Regions from separate parts of the Homo sapiens genome. Here region 2 is linked to region 1. A link is a loop called in an ENCODE intact Hi-C map of the cell type or tissue named here. Cell type or tissue: chondrocyte. All regions are shown on one strand. Links, peaks and the distances in the headings refer to the core of each region. The heading gives the core; the rest is flanking DNA. Region 1 overlaps SPMAP2L (sperm microtubule associated protein 2 like). Region 2 has its middle 15 kb from the start of SPINK2.

The links. Peaks named below come from ENCODE experiments on the same cell type or tissue, not always from the same donor. Only the 100,000 strongest peaks of a DNase experiment are listed, where the experiment ranks them.
Region 2: it touches region 1 in a loop (5-fold over the local background); 18 of 110 quality-filtered maps call a loop at or near these places.

Annotation. Positions count from the first base shown.
Region 1 is chr4:56,571,602-56,579,942 of GRCh38, forward strand. SPMAP2L (sperm microtubule associated protein 2 like) reads left to right here. Exons shown (of 9, transcript NM_001256475.2): 5 at 3,904-4,041. Among named protein-coding and RNA genes, the nearest start is that of SPMAP2L, 45 kb to the left of the region's middle. In chondrocyte, for the core only: CTCF peaks have their summits at 4,407 (motif pointing right) and 4,606; no DNase peak of the experiment used is centred there.
Region 2 is chr4:56,832,164-56,840,504 of GRCh38, forward strand. No RefSeq gene overlaps it. Among named protein-coding and RNA genes, the nearest start is that of SPINK2, 15 kb to the left of the region's middle. In chondrocyte, for the core only: CTCF peaks have their summits at 4,675 (motif pointing left) and 4,886; no DNase peak of the experiment used is centred there.

The DNA.
Region 1 (8,341 bases), core at 101-8,100:
TTGGGAGGCCAAAATGGGAGGATAATTTGAGGCCAAGAGTTCAAGACCAACCTGGGCAACATAGTAAGACCCCCATCTCTAAAAAAAATTAAAAAAATTATCTGGGCATAGTGGCACATGCCCGTAGTCCTAGCTACTCAGGAGGCTGAGAGGGGAGGATTGCTTGAGCCCAGGAGTTTGAGGCTGCAGTGAGCTATGATCACACTGCTCTCCAGCCTGGGTGACAGAGCGGGACCTGACAAAAAAAGAAGGTACAAACAAACATTAGCCTAAGCCTACAGAGGGTCAGGATCATTCATATCACTATCTTCCACCTCCACATCTTGTCTCACTAGAAGGTGTTTAGGAGCAAAACATGCATGGAGCTGTCATCTCCTATGATAAAAGGCCTTTTTCTGAAATACCTCCTGAAGGACCTGTCTGAGGCTGTTTTACAGTTAATTTTTTTTATAAGTAGAAAGAGTACACTCTAAAATAACAATAAAAATACATAAACCCGTAACATGTAGTAAATACATAAACCAGTAGCATAGTTGTTTATCATCACTATCAAGTATTATATACTGTTTAAAATTGGATTTTACAGGGAAGTTAAAAAAAGTATTATGTACTGTACATAATTGTATGTGCTGGTAGGTTTGTTTACTGCAGCATAACCATAAACATATGAGTAATGCAGTGTGCTATGATGTTATGATGGCTACAACATCACAAAGCAATAGGAATTTTTCAGCTCCAGTACAATCCAGTATAATTGTTGTATAGGTGGTTCATTGTTGACCGAAAGGTCATTACACGGTGCTTGACTGTATTTTACATTTGGTATTCTCCCCTTGACATAGAGAACAAGCTGCAAGAAAGCAGTGATTATCCTATTCTCCACTCTCTCCTAGTGAGTGCTCCTAACACAGGACCTGGTGCTCAATACGTATTTTTTGAGTGTATAAATAGAGGGAAAAAAGACTCAAATTATTCCAAGATATTACCCATTACTATCTCTGAATGGTGGACTACTATATGCTTTTTGTTTCTCTCTCTTAAACTTCTTTATTTTACAAGTTTTGTATACTGAATATTTGTCTCTTTTACAATGAGAAAAATGCAGTGTACTCTATATTAAAATAATATTTGAGGCTGGGAGTGGTGACTCACACCTGTAATCCCAGCACTTTGGGAGGCCAAGGCAGGTGGATCACCTGAGGTCAGGAGTTCGAGACCAGCCTGGCCAACATGGCAAAACCCTGTCTATACTAAAAATACAAAAATTAGCTGGGGGTGGTGGTGCACACCTATAATTCTAGCTACTTGGGAAGCTGAGGCAGGAGAATTCCTTGAACCCAGGAGGCAGAGGTTGCAGTGAGCTGAGATCGCACCACTGCACTCCAGCCTGGGCGACAGAGCAAGACTCTATCTCCAAAAAAAAAAAAAAAAAATTTGAGTACCTGCTACATTGACAGCGCTGTGAGACTTGGATGTGTGGATGACTCTGGGAGGAGGAGAAGCACGTAAGGGCAGCAGCAGTACATTCTGTTAATATGCAGCATCTATAAGGAAAAGATATGCAAATATGAAATTTAAAATTAATATACAAGTTGATTAATAGAATCATTTGAATAGTGCTTTGTGAATTATAAAATAACATATACACTTCTCTTGTTTAGTCTTCATAATCACCATATATTGTTTATTTTCTCCATTTTGTAGAACACTTATGTACTTCTAGGTGTTGGCAGCATAAGGCATAAGTATTATGGTCAGTACAGATTTTCCTGGCATTTGGTGGTTGCCATTCCCACCTGAGAGAATGTTGAGTAGCAGTTGTCTCTGGTGTCTTCTTTTTTTTCTATCTCTCACTCACTGCTTGGGCCTTTCCCCTCGGCTCTATTCTCCAAGCACATCTTGCCTTTGTGCCGCTCATTGGCTGCGTAATCACCTTCTTCCCAACCACTGTGGCTCCTTTTGCCTGAGTCTAAGGTCTCCACAGTGTGCCCCATTGTTCAAAGTCACCACTTCCTTCTGTATTTCTAATTCCCAAACTGAACTGCCATTTCCTTCAAAAGGCCAATCCCAGGTAGGGGCTAGAGGTTTCCTGCCTTTTTAAGCTGGGCTATGTGTGGGTATGGGTGTGGGTAGGTGAGTCAGTGCAGTTGGGCAGTAGAGTCAGGGCTGGGCAGCCTCCAGCCCCCTCAAAAGATATGTGTGGTGGTGTAGACAGGCCTCAAGACTGGGTGGTCGCGAGCAAGGGGGATACAGTCTTATATGCAGATTGAGGCTTACAAGACACCAGTTCAGCCTAGATGTAAAGGATGTTTACAGCTGCAACCAGCAGACAGAGGCTTGGGCAGAGAGAGGGATGCAGATCTGTATCTGTGAACGTCCTAAAGGAACAGAGGTCCTTATAATAGAAGCAAAAGTGGGACTGCAATTTGAGTTAACATTGGGTCTGGGGGGGTAGTCAATGTCACTTCCTTTTCCACTGATGATGTATTTTGATAAGGAAAGATTGAAGGGCAGCGTTGTTAAGAAGAACAATGGTGGCTGGGTGTGCTGGCTCATGCCTGTAATCCCAGCACTCTGGGAGGCTGAGACGGGAGAATCACTTGAGCATAGGCATTCGAGGCTAGCCTAGATAATATAGCGAGCCCCCATCCGTACAAATATAAAAAAATTAGCCCAGCATGGTGATGCAAACTTGTAGTCCCCCCTACTCAGGAGGCTGAGGCAGGAGCATTGCTTGAGCCCAGGAGTTTGAGGCTGCCATGAGCCATGATTGTGCCACTGCACTTCAGCCTGGGCAATAGAGCAAGATCGTGCTTCTAAAAATAATAAATAGACAAATAAAAGAAGAACAATATTATTACTTATCCTAAAAATTCATAGTTAACAAGCCCCAATAATGATTATTCTGTGCACATCATCAAGTAGAATGTATTCCTAAACTCAGTTATCTAGCAAAGTATCAATATAATTCACCGTATAAAATAGAAATATAGTAAAAAAATTTATTTATATAGATGCTAAAGGAAGTATTTGGTTTTAAAAGCAGCAAATTTTCTCTTCATCTGTATATCTTTTGGTCTATTTGGAAAATGTAATTGCCAGGCATGGTGGCTCATGCCTTTAATTCTAGCACTTTGGGAGGCTGAGACAGGAGTATTGCTTGAGCCCAGGAGTTCAAGACCAGCCTGGGGAACATAGTGAAACCCCATGTCTACGAAAAAATTTTAAAAAGTTGCTGGGCATAGAGGCACATGCCTGTGATCCCAGCTACTCGGGAGGCTGAGGTAGGAGGATCACTTGAGCCCAGGAGGTTGAGGCTGCAGTGAGCCCGTGTATGATCCTGTCTCAATTGAAAAAAAAAGATGTCTGCTGGGCGCGGTGGCTCATGCCTGTAATCCCAGCACTTTGGGAGGCCGAGGCCGGTGGATCACGAGGTCAGGAGATCAAGACCATCCTGGTTAACACGGTGAAACCCCGTCTCTACTAAAAATACAAAAATTAGCCAGGCGTGGTGGTGGGCACCTGTAGTACCAGCTACTCGGGAGGCTGAGGCAGGAGAATGGCGTGAACCTGGGAGGCGGAGCTTGCAGTGAGCCAAGATCGCACCACTGCACTCCAGTCTGGGCGACAGAGCGAGACTCCATCTCAAAAAAAAAAAGAAAAAAAAGAAGATGTCATTTATTTGAGAAAACTATCTGTTTTGAGTATAATAGAAGCCAGTTGAAAACTTGATGGGTGTAACCGTTTCTAAAGCAATTAATTTCTCCTCACATGGAAAATAGATCATCAATAATAAACTGTCATACCTGCTCCCCTAGGCCTGGGGATCGATGTTGGAAAATACTATGACAATTTGAAATCATGCTTGTTTCGTTTACTTCTTTTCTCTTCTACAACTTGCAGGGCTCAATACTACCACAGCTGTGGAAGAGAGTCTGTAATTTGGGAGATCACTCCTCCTGCATTGTTTAGACAACCCTCCAAAAGGATCCAGAGGCTGTCACAGCCCAATGGATTCAAAAGACAGTGTCTACTAAATAGGTAGAGTATCTTGAGAATCTCTGTAAATCCTAATCTAATTTGGCCAGATGTCTTAGTATTTTTGTTCTAATTTTAGTGTGTGCAATTTCATGAGCTAAGAGTCCACTTGTGTTCCAAAGCATCAGGTAAAAAATCAAATATTTGCAGCTATTGTAGGTAATCAGAAGTTCATCTTCGGTAATTACATTTGACTCACATTGTGGTGAAACTAAAATTTATACTAAACCTTACCATTGTTAGCCAGTTAAAAGGAAATATGCAACTAAAACACCACAGGTTTTTGCAATTTGTGGAATTTGTTCTCCTGTATCTCTCTGACTTTGATACTTTTTCTTCCTTTTGCTTTGAAGGCTGAATTTCTCCTTGTCTTTATAAGACCACTAGGTGGTACATTTTCCATGGGAGCTAAGATTGTGATGTGGTTGTTGCAAAAGCTAATTCAATGTTAGGTTGCATTAGTGGAATATATACAGTGTACAGTTGTGGAGAGGTGATAGTGCTACTGTGTGCTACTTTAGTCGGAACACACTGGACATGTATGTGCAGTTATGTATGTTATACCTTAAGAAATGATAATAAACTTGAGACTATTCAGAAGGTGGGAAATGAGATATTGGGCTCCTGGAAACTATGTTATGTGAAAAATAATTAAGAGAAATGACATGTTTAGTTTAAAAAGAGAATAAGAAAGTGGTGACAGCTGTGTTAAAATATTTAAAGGGTTGACATCTGGAAGAGGAAGAAGAGGTGAAAGTAAAATTACTTTATGTTAATCCTAGAACTAGAAGTAGAACATTGACAGGGCAGCAGACGTCAGCTTAGTGGAGGAAAATCTTTCTGACTAGCTATTGGGTAATGGAAACTGTCCAGTAACGGAAAGTGAACCAGCATTCCACCCTCATCCCTGCAAGTTTTCAAGCCCAGGCTGGAACTGTGACTTTACATGGATTTTAGAAAAGATTCCTACATTCAGAGAAAGGTTGAACTAGACAGCTTGAGTCTTTTGCATCATAGAATACTGCGAAAGAAGGCCCAATTCTTCCCACAGGGTTTCCTCAATTACTTATTTATCAATTCATTCAATAAAATCCACTGTACCAAATACATAAAATTTGGTAGTTATGTATACACATAAATTTGGTAATGTGTCTATAGTTATAAACAAAGGAATACTTTATTGCCACTTCTTGAGACCTCAGTTTGATGTTGCATGTAAATAAAATGCCCTTTAGTTAAAACATTTTGTACTTTTTTAAGTTTATATTTCCCTGCTTTTCTAAGTAGACTTTTCTGCTGCTTGAACATACATGTAACCATTGTTCATTGGCTTAAGCTCTTTATTATGAACATCAGCTATTTTATAATACCTTAATATAGAAAACCTCTCAGGAGCTGTTTAAGTATAAAGCCAAGATTTTCCTTAGGCTAATGGTCTGACTTCTGTGCTTTCAAATTAAAGTACTTAAAGCACTGAAGGATTGGCGAGGTGTGGTGGCTCACGCCTGTAATCCCAGCACTTTGGGAGGCCAAGGTGGGTGGATCATCTGAGGTCAGGAGTTTGAGACCAGCCTGGCCAACATGGTGAAACCTCATCTCTACTAAAAATATAAAAATTAGCCAGGTGTGGTGGCTCATGCCTGTAATCCCAGCTACTCAGGTGGCAGAGGCACAAGAATAGACTGAAAGTAAAAAAATAGGCACAAATAGACTGAAAGTAAAAAAATGGAAAAAGATATACCATTCACACCAGCCAAAAAAGATCTGGATTGGCCATACTGATATCAGACAATATAGACTTTAAGACAAACATTGTTACTAGAGACAGAGAAAGGACATTTTATATTATAAAAGAGTCAGTCCATTAAAAAGGGAGGTGGAGGTTGCAGTGAGCAGAGATTGCGCCACTGTACTCCAGCCTGAGCCACAGAGTGAGACTCTGTCTCAAAATAAATAAATAAATAAAATAAAGCACTGAAGGAAAAAGATTGTAAGCTAAGAATACTCTGTTTAGCAAAGTTATCCTTCGTAACTGAAGCGGAAATTACGATATTCCTAGATAAGCAAAAATTGAGATAATTCATTGCCAGCAGACCTGCTTTACGAGAAATAATAAAGAAAGTATTTCAGACTAAGTGAAAGGACAGTTATCCTGGGCATTATAGTGAGATCTCATCTCTACTAAAAACAAAAAATTTATTGGGGTGTTGTGGTGAATGCCTGTGGTCCCAGCTACTCGGGAGGCTGAGGCAGGAGAATTGCTTGAGCCTGGGAGGTTGAAGCTGCAGTGACTATGTTACTGCATTAAAGCCTTGGTGACAGAGTGAGACTGTGTCCCAAAAAGGCAAAGACATTTGACAATAACTCAAATCCAAATAAAGGGCACAAAAAGAATTAACTACATAGGTAAATATAGAATGTAGCACATTTTATATAGTACATTATAATTACATTAAAATGTAAATATGTATATATTTTTGTTTGTAACTCTTTTTCTTCTACCTGACATAAAAGACAATTGCCTAAAGCAATAATTATAAATTTATGTTGATGGGCATACAATGAATAAATAAAAGTACAAAGGAGCGGGAGGGGATAGAGCTATATAGGAGCAAAGTTATTATATACCATAGGAATTAATTTGGTGTTAGTCTGAACTAGATTGTTGTAAGATGTACAGAGAAACAACTAAGGAAATAATTTTTAAAATGTAATAAAATAAATAACAAGGAAATTTAAATGTCACAGTAGAAAATATCTAACACAAAAGAAGGAAGAAATGAAAGAACAAAGGAACAAAAAATATATAGAAAAAATAGCAACATGGCAGGCATAAATATTACCTTATCGGTAATTACATTAAATGTACATTACATTAAATGTAAATGAATTGAACACTCCAATAAAAAGACAGGATAAAAAATGGATAAAAATTCACTCAACTATATGCTGTCTACAAAAGACATACTTTAGATTCAAATAAACAAATAGACTGAAAGTAAAAAAATGGAAAAAGATATACCATGCACGCCAACCAAAAAAGACCTGGATTGGCCATACTGATATCAGACAATATAGACTTTAAGACAAACATTGTTACTAAAGACAGAGAAAGGACATTTTATATTATAAAAGAGTCAATCCATTAAAAAGACATACAATTATGGCTGGATGCAGTATCTCACACCAGCACTTTGGGAGGCCAAGGTGAGAGGATTGCTTGAGGCCAGAAATTCAAGACCAGCCTGGGTAATATAGCAAGACCTCATCTCTACAAGAAAAAAAAAAGTAAGAAAGAAAGGAAAGATAACAACTATAAACATACATGCACCCAACAGCAGAGCAAAAACCTGATAGAATTCAACAATAATAGTTGGACACTTCAATACCCCACTTTTAATAATGGGTAGAATAACAAGCAGAAGATCAGTAGTGAAATAGAAGGCTTGAATAACACTAGAAACCAACTATATCTAACACATGTCTATGAAACCTCTACTCAAAAATGGGAGAATACACATTCTTTTCAAGTGTACATGGAACATTCTCTAGGATAGATCACATATTAACTCATAAAACAAGTCTCAATAAATTTAAGAGGATTAAATTCATAGAAAATCAATTCTCTGAACCAGTTCAATGAAATTGGAAACTGATAGCAGAAGGAAATTTAGAAATTTAAAAATATGTTAAATTAATTACACTCCTAAACAACCAATAGGTCAAAGAAGAAATCACTTTGATATGAATAAAACTGAAAACATAACATACCAAAGGTTATGAGATGCAGCTAAAGTAGTGGTTAGTGGGAAATTTATAGCTGTAAATGCCTATATTAAAAAAAAAAGGGCAGGGCATGGTGGTTCACATCTGTAATCCCAGCAATTTGGGAAGCTGAAGCGAGAGAATCATTTGAGGCTAGGAGTTTGAGACCAGCCTGGGCAACATAGTGAGACCCTATCTCTTCAAATAATTAAAAAATTAATTGGCCATGGTGGCATGTGTCTGTGGTCCCAGATACTCAGAGGCTGAGGTGGGAGAATCACATAAGCCCAGGTGGTCAAGGATGCAGTGGGCTGTGATTATGTCACTGCATTCCAGTCAGGGTGACAAAACAAGACCCTGATTTTGAGTTTCTCAGAAAATCAAATAAAATGAGAAAACAAACAAATAAAAGCCAGCAAATGAGAGAACCTAGATGAAATGGACAAATTATTATAAAGACAAACTACTGAATCTGAGTCAAGAAGAAATAGACAATCTTAACAGATCTGTAACAAGTGAAGCGATTGAATTAATAAAA
Region 2 (8,341 bases), core at 226-8,225, 260 kb after region 1:
CATTGTGCCACAGCACTCCAGCCTGAGTGACAGAGTGAGACTCCATCTCAAAAAAAAAAAAAAAAAAAAAAAAAATCTATCAATTGATCAAAGCAGGCCAGACGCGGTGGCTGTTTCTTATTTTTATTTTTGAGATGGAGTCTCTCTCTGTGACCTAGGCTGGAGTGCAGTTGTGCAATCTCATCTCACTGCAACCTCCGCCTCCTGGGTTCAAGTGATTCTCCTGCCTCAGCCTCCCAAGTAGGCGGGATTACAGGCGTGTGCCACCAGGCCAGGCTAATTTTTGTATTTTCAGTAGAGACAGGGTTTTGCCATGTTGGCCAGGCTGGTCTCGAATTACTGACCTCAGGTGATCCACCCGCTTCAGCCTCCCAAAGTGCTGGGATTAGAGGTGTGAGCTACCAAGACCAGCCCTTTATTTAAAAAAAAAAAAAAAAAGGAAAAATTAAGCAAACTCTGGGTTTTTTAAATTCTGTTCTGTATCTTCACTGGGTTGGTGGTCACAGGAATCTTCAAATGCGGATACAATTGCATAGAATTAAATATACACACAAACACACACAAATGAACATTGGTAAAATTGGTGAAATCTAATTAAAGTTAGTAGACTGTATTGTCAGTTTCCGGTTTTCTACATTATAGTTACGCAAGATATTACTATGCTATTTTCTAACAACTACGTGCAAGTCTACCATCATCTCAAAATATAAAGCTTAATAAAAGTGAAGCTCTGAAAAGTATCTATAGAATCTGAATAGTAAAGGGACATAATTCTTTTTTTCTTTTTTTTTTTGAGACAGAGTCTCGCTCTGTCCACAGGCTGGAGTGAAGTGGTGTGATCTTGGCTAACTGCAATCTCTGCCTTTCGGGTTCAAGTTATTCTCCTGCCTCAGCCTCCCAAGTAGCTGGGACTACAGGTGCACACCACCATGCCCAGCTAATTTTTGTATTTTTAGTAGAGATGGGATTTTACCATGTTGGCCAGGATGGTCTCGATCTCTTGACCTCATGATCCACCTGTGTTGGCCTCCCAATGTGCTGGGATTACAGGCGTGAGCCACCGCGCCCGGCCTTCGTTTTTTTGGGTTTTGTTGTTGTTGTTGTTGTTTTGATATGGAGTCTCGCTCTGTTCCCCAGGCTGGAGTGCAGTGGCACAATCTCGGCTCACTGCAACCTCCACTTCCCGGGTTCAAGCAATTCTCATCATGCCTCCGCCTCCCGAATAGGTGAGACTATAGGCCTGTGCCACCACACCTGGCTAATTTTTGTATTTTTAGTAAAGATGAGGTTTCACCATGTTGGCTTGACCTCAAGTGATTCCCCTTCCTTGGCCTCCCAAAGGGCTGGAATTATAGGCATGAGCCAGTGTGCCCGGCCATAAAGGTATATAATTCAAAATATTCTGAGCATACAGATTCTCTTTTCCTTCTTTAACATCATCATGATTTAAATGAACCTGAGTAATTAATGCTGATCTAGTAAATCGTAGTGGCCTTAAGTCTAAGTATTGAGAATAGGTAATTTTAGCCGGGTGCGGTGGCTCAGGCCTGTAATCCCAGCACTTTGGGAGGCCGTAGGCAGTTAGGATCACCTGAGGTCAGAAGTTTGAGACCAGCCTGACTAACATGGAGAAATCCCATCTCTACTAAAAAAAAAATACAAAATTAGCCGGGCGTGGTGGCGCATGCCTGTAATCCCAGCTACTCAGGAGGCTAAGGCGGGAGAATTGCTTGAACCTGGGAGGAGGCAGAGATTGCAATGAGCTGAGATCTGGCCATTATTGCACTCCAGCATGGGCAACAAGAGCGAAACTCCTTCTCAAAAAAAAAAAAAAAAAAAAAAAAAAAGAATAGGTAATTTTATTATATTCTACAATGAAGGGCAATTTAAACATAATGTAATTTAATGTTTAGACATTTGTGAAACTTTCAACTAAAAGATTCCCAAGTTTCTATGAGAAAAATTAAAACAACTTTTGTCAGAGTAGGCAGTAGGCATCCCAATTATTTTACAAAATATGCTCACCATAAACAAAACAATTATATGACTTAGAATTACATGTTAATATAACCGTTCTTGCCCTGCTTTCTACAAGGTATTGTGAAATTATGTGTTCTGGGTATTTTTGACTTGTATGTGCTTCTGATTAGCTGGAAAACAGCTAGGAAAATACAGTGGTCAAAACATAGAATTTGGCTGGGTGTTCTAATCCCAGCACTTTGGGAGGCGGAGATGGGAGGATCGCTTGAGGCCAGGATTTGAGACTAACCTGGGCAACATTGTGAGAGTCCCATCTCTACAAAAAATTAAAAGACAAGCCTAATTCAATATGGTTTTCCTTACCATTCAGCTCTGTGATGTAGATAGAAACTTTACCCCTGAAGCTAACATAATTCAAATTCAATTGTGGATCAAGTTGGCAACCCAACATGTATGCTCCATATTGCCTCTGGCACCAAGTTTAAACATTTAAGAAAAATTATCCGGCCAGGCGCAGTGGCTCAAGCCTGTAATCCCAGCACTTAGGGAGGTCAACGTGGGTGGATCATGAGGTCAGGAGATCGAGACTATTCTGGCTAACACAGTGAAACCCCATCTCTACTAAAAATACAAAAAAATTAGCCGGGCGTGGTGGTGGGCACCTGTAGTCCCAGCTACTCGGGAGGCTGAGGCAGGAGAATTGCTTGAAACCACCGGAAGGCAGAAGTTGCAGTGAGCCAAGATCACGTTACTGCACTCCAGCCTGGGTGACAGAGACAGACTCCATCTCAAAAAAAAAAAAAAGAAAAATTATCCTAATGTGTCCTCCAAATATGTCCTTTTTTTTTTTTTTTGAGACAGAGTTTCGCTCTTGTTGCACAGGCTGGAGTGCAGTGACATGATCTTGGCTCACTGCAACCTCCGCCTTCCGGTGGTTTCAAGCAATTCTCCTGCCTCAGCCTCCTGAGTAGCTGGAACTACAGGCACATACCACCACGCCCAGCTAATTTTTTGTATTTTTATTAGAGATAGGGTTTCACCATGTTGGTCAGGATGGTCTCGATCTCTCGACCTTGTGATCCGCTCGCCTCGGCCTCCCAAAGTGCTGGAATTACAGGCGTGAGCCACCGCGCCCGGCCCAAATATGTCCTTTCAAAGTCATACTAGAGTACTGTCTAAAAGGCCGGCATGGAAGTTGTCTGATTGTAGAGGAAGTCATTTCATTTCATTTATTTACCATTGATAGGGTCCGGAGTCTGTAAAGTTAGATGTTAGCTTATGGAAAATAAGTGGCAAATGATTTTGTTGGGTAGAAAAGATATCTCCAGGCCAGGTGCGGTGTCTCACGCCTGTAATCCCAGCACTTTGGTAGGCCGAGGCGGGTAGATCACTTGAGGTGGATCACTTCAGGAGTTTGAGACCAGCCTGGCCAGCAGGGTGAAACCCAGTCTCTACTAAAAATACAAAAATTAGCCAGGCTTGGTGGCACATGCCTGTAATCCCAGCTACTGGGGAGACTGAGGCAGGAGAATTGCTTGAATCCAGGAGGTGGAGATTGCAGTGAGCCAAGAGCGCGCCATTGCACTCCAGCATGAACGAAGAAGCGAGACTCTTGTTTAAAAAAAGAAAGAAAGAAAAGATATCTCCAAAGGTTGCCATTTCATTGCTCTGTGAATATTAAGCAGTGTTATATTTCATATTGCAGTCTTATCCCAGCATTCTTTTTCCCACTGACTATATATTTACCAGTCTCCCCTATCTTTCTTCTTTTGCCGGTTCCCTGATGATTAGTTAAATAAGAAGGGTAAATAAGAGGCTAGCTTGCCTAGCAGATAGAGAAAGGGGTATTTCTGACTTGGGAAGATCAGCATGTGCAAAGGCGAGCGTGACTCCTTTAGAGAATTCCAAGAGACTCCATGTGGCTAAAGCAGTTCTTCTCAAACTTTGATGTCCATATGAATCACTCAGATTCAGTGAGTCTAGGGCGAGGCCCAGAATTCCACCTGTCTACAAGCTCCCAGGTTAAGCTGCTGCTGCTTGTCTTTGGACCATACTTTGAGTAAAAAGGGGGTAGGGTTAAAGCACTTCCAAAGATGTGCACATCCAAAAATGAAGATGGGGCCAGGCACATTAGCTCATGCCTGTAATCCCAGCACTTTGAGAGGCCGAGGCGGGCAGATCACTTGAGTCCAGGAGTTTGAGACCAGCCTGGCCAATATAGTGAAATCCTGTTTCTACTAAAAATACAAAAAGTTAACCAGGCATATTAGTACAAACCTGTAGTCCCAGCTACTCAGGAGGTGGAGGCAGGAGAATCGATTGAATCCAGGAGGCAGAGGTTGCAGTAAGCCGAGATCACGCCATTGCACTCCAGCCTGGGCAACAGAGTAAGACTCTGTCTCAAAAGCAAAAATAAAAAACAAAGATGTGCACATCCAAAGATGAAGATGGAAACTGAGGGAGAGGGGTATGGAACAGGCTCTATACTAAGAATAATCATTTTTCACAATCCACATCAAACAAAAATATTTCTAAGCTCAAGCAGGTAGTTCATGCATTTGAAATCATACAAAAACTCCAACCACATTTCAATATAGTCACAAAAACAAGACCAGTTAAGTCATTTCCTAAAAATGTACGTTCTCCAGCAGCTAGTAGAGCTAAGCTGGTTTTGGCGATGTCTACTGCCATCTAGTGGAAATGGATTGACATAACTAGTGCATCATTTAGTGGTAAAGCTTTCAAATTAAAGTTTTCAAAGTACTCTCATTTTATCTCCACAGTAACCTGTGAAATAGACATTGTTATTCAGTTTGTTTTAACTTATTAAAAAATTTAAGGCAGGGCACAGTGGCTCACGCCTGTAATCCCAGCACTTTGGGAGGGGAATTCGAGACCAGCCTGATCAACATGGCGATACCCTGTCTCTACTAAAAACACAAAATTACCCGGGCGTGGTGGCATATGCCTGTAGTCCCAGCTACTCGGGAGGCTGAGGCAGGAGAATCGCTTGAACCCGGAAGGTGGAGATTGCGGTGAGCCGAGATCGTGCCATTGCACTGCAGCCTGGGCAATAAGATCGAAACTCTGTCTCAAAAAATAATAATAATAAAAAAATAAAAATAAAAAAACTTTCAGGCCGGGCGCGGTGGCTCGCGCCTGTAATCGCAGCAATTTGGGAGGCTGAGGCAGGCAGATCACTTGACCTCAGGAATTCAAGACCGGCCTGGCCAACATGGTGAAACTGCTTCTCTACTAAAAATATAAAAATTAGCCAGGTGTGGTGGCGCAAACCTGTGGAGGCGCAAGCCTCAGCTACTCTGGAGGCTGAGGTGGGAGAATGGCTTGAACCTGGGAAGGTGGAGGTTGCAGTGAGTCAAAATTGTGCCACTGCACTCCAGCCTGGGCGAAAGAGCGAGACTCCATCTCAAAATAATTAAATAAATAAGGCCGGGCATGGTGGCTCACTCCTGTAATCCCAGCTCTTTGGGAGGCTGAGGCGGGCAGATCACTTGATGTCAGGAGTTCAAGACCAGCCTGGCCAACATGGCAAAACCCCATCTCTATTAAAAATACAAAAATTGGGCCAGGCGCAGTGGCTCACACTTGTAATCCCAGCACTTTGGGAGGCTGAGGCAGGTGGATCACTTGAGGTCGGGAGTTCAAGACTAGCCTGACCAACATGGAGAAAACCCCATCCCTACTAAAAATACAAAAATTAGCCGGGCATGGTGGTGCATGCCTGTAATCCCAGCTACTTGGGAGGCTGAGGCAGGAGAATCGCTTGAACCCAGGAGATGGAGGTTGCGGTGACCCAAGATCGTGCCATTGCACTCCAGCCTGGGCAATAAGAGCGAGACTCCATCTCAAAAAAAAAAAAAAAAAAAGAAATTAACTGAGCATCATGTCAGGTGCTTGTAATCCCAGCTACTCAGGAGGCTGAGGCAGGAGAATTGCTTGGACCTGGGAGGCGGAGGTTGCAGTGGGCTGAGAACACGACACTGCGTTCCAGCCTGGGTGACAGAGCAGGACTCTGTCTCAAAAAAAAAAAAACCTTCGTATTAGGCCAGGCGTGGTGACTTATACTTGTAATCCCAGCATTTTACGAGGCCAAGGCAGGAGGATGCTTGAGGCCAGGAGTTTGAGACCAGCGTGGGCAATATAGCATGACCCTGTTTCTACAAAAAAAAAATTTTTTTTTTTAATTAGCTGGGTGGAGTGTCTGTAGTCTAGCTACTCAGGAGGTTGAGGCAGGAGGATCACTTGAACCCAGGAAGAACATTAGCCTGGGCAACGTAGCAAGACCCTATCTTACAAAAAAACTTTTTTTGACTGAGTGGGGTGGCTCACCCCTGTAATCTCAGCACTTTGGGAGGCCCAGGCAAGCAGATCACTTGAGGTCAGGAGTTCAAGACCAGCCTGGCCAACATGGTGAAACCCCATCTCTAGTAAAAATACAAAAAGTTAGCTGGGCGTGGTGACACATGCCTGTGATCCCAGCTACTCAGGAAGCTAAAGCAGAGAATTGCTGGAACCTGGGAGGCAGAGGCTGCAGTGAGCCGAGATCATGCCACTGCACTCCAGCCTGGGAGACAGAGCAAGACTCCATCTCAAAAAAAAAAAAAAAAAAAATTAACGCTTCATATTATCAAGCACTTATTATAAGCACTGTACATGAATGATCTAATTTATTCTCCATTACAATCTAATATGGTAAGTATTATCTGGTTTATTATTCCCACTTACAGATAAGAAGCCAAGACTTAGAGAATTTTAAGAAGAATGTTGAAAGTCCAGCAGCTAGTAAAGTGGGAGCATCAGGGTCAAAGTAGGGGATCCTACAAGGCATGTATCGTTAACATAAGTTATAACCAACATCACAAAATGTGTCAGACATTCTCCTAAGCAGTTTGTTTATAGGTATCAGCTAATTTAATCTTCACAAAACCTGAACCAGGCAAGGTGGCTCATGCCTATAATCCGAGCACTTTGGAAAGCAGAGGTGGGCGGATCACTTGAGGTCAGAAGTTCAAGACCAGCCTGGCCAATGTGGCAAAACCTCATCTCTGGCTGGGTGCGGTGGCTCACGCCTGTAATCCCAGCACTTTGGGAGGCCAAGGCGGGCGGATCACGACGTCAGGAGATCGAGACCATCCTGGCTAACATGGTGAAACCCCGTCTCTACTAAAAATACAAAAAAATTAGCTGGGTGTGGTGGCAGGCACCTGTAGTCCCAGCTACTCGGGAGGCTGAGGCAGGAGAACGGCGTCAACTCGGGAGGTGGAGCTTGCAGTGAGCTGAGATCGTGCCACTGCACTCCAGCCTGGGTGACAGAGCGAGACTGTCTCAAAAAAAAAAAAAAAACCTCATCTCTACTAAAAAGACAAGAAATTAGCTGGGCGTGGTAGCACCTGTCTGTGGTCCCAGCTACTCTGGAGGCTGAGGATCACCCGAACCCGGGAATTTGAGGCTGCAGCGAGCCATGATCGCGCCACTGCATCCAGGCTGGGTGACGGGAATGAGACCGTCTCAAAAAACAAAACCAAAACCAAAAAGGTATGAAGTATGTATAATTATTATTCCCATTTTATAGATCAAGAAACCAAGAGGAGTTAAGCAAGATATTCAAGGTCACCAACTAGTGAAAAGCATAGCCAGAACTGGAATCCAGGAAGTTTAATTCTAGGGCATATGTTCTCAACCAGTAAGCAATTTTTTAAAAAGTTATTATAACTTGGGCCAGGCGCGGTGGCTCATGCCTGTAATCCCAGTGTTTTGGGAGGCCAAGGTGGAAGGACTTTAAGACCAGCCTGGGCAACATAGTGAGACCCCCATCTCTATAAAAAATATGTATTTTTAAATAGCTGGACATGGTAGCACATGCCTGTAGTCCTAGCACTTTGGGAGGCTGAAGCAGGCAGATCACTTGAGCTTGGGAGTTCAAGACCAGCCTGAGCAACATGGCAAAACCATGTCTCTAAAAAAAACAAACAAACAAACAAAAAAAAACCCAGGCGTGGTGGCTCACGCCTGTAATCCCAGCACTTTGGGAGGCCTAGGCGGGTGGATCACTTGAAGTCAGGAGTTTGAGACCATCCTGGCCAACATGGTGAAACCCCGTCTCTACTAAAACTACAAAAATTAGCTGGGCATGGTGGTGAGCACTTGTAATCCCAGCTGCTCAGGGGGCTGAGGCAGAAGAATCAATTGAACCCAGGAGGCGGAGGTTGCAGTGAGCCAAGATTGCACCACTGAACTCTAGCCTGGATAACAGAGCTGGACTCTGTCGCAAAAAAAAAAAAAAAAAAAAAAAGCAAAAATGCAGATTCTGATGCAGAAAGCCTGAGGTAGGGCCTAAGAT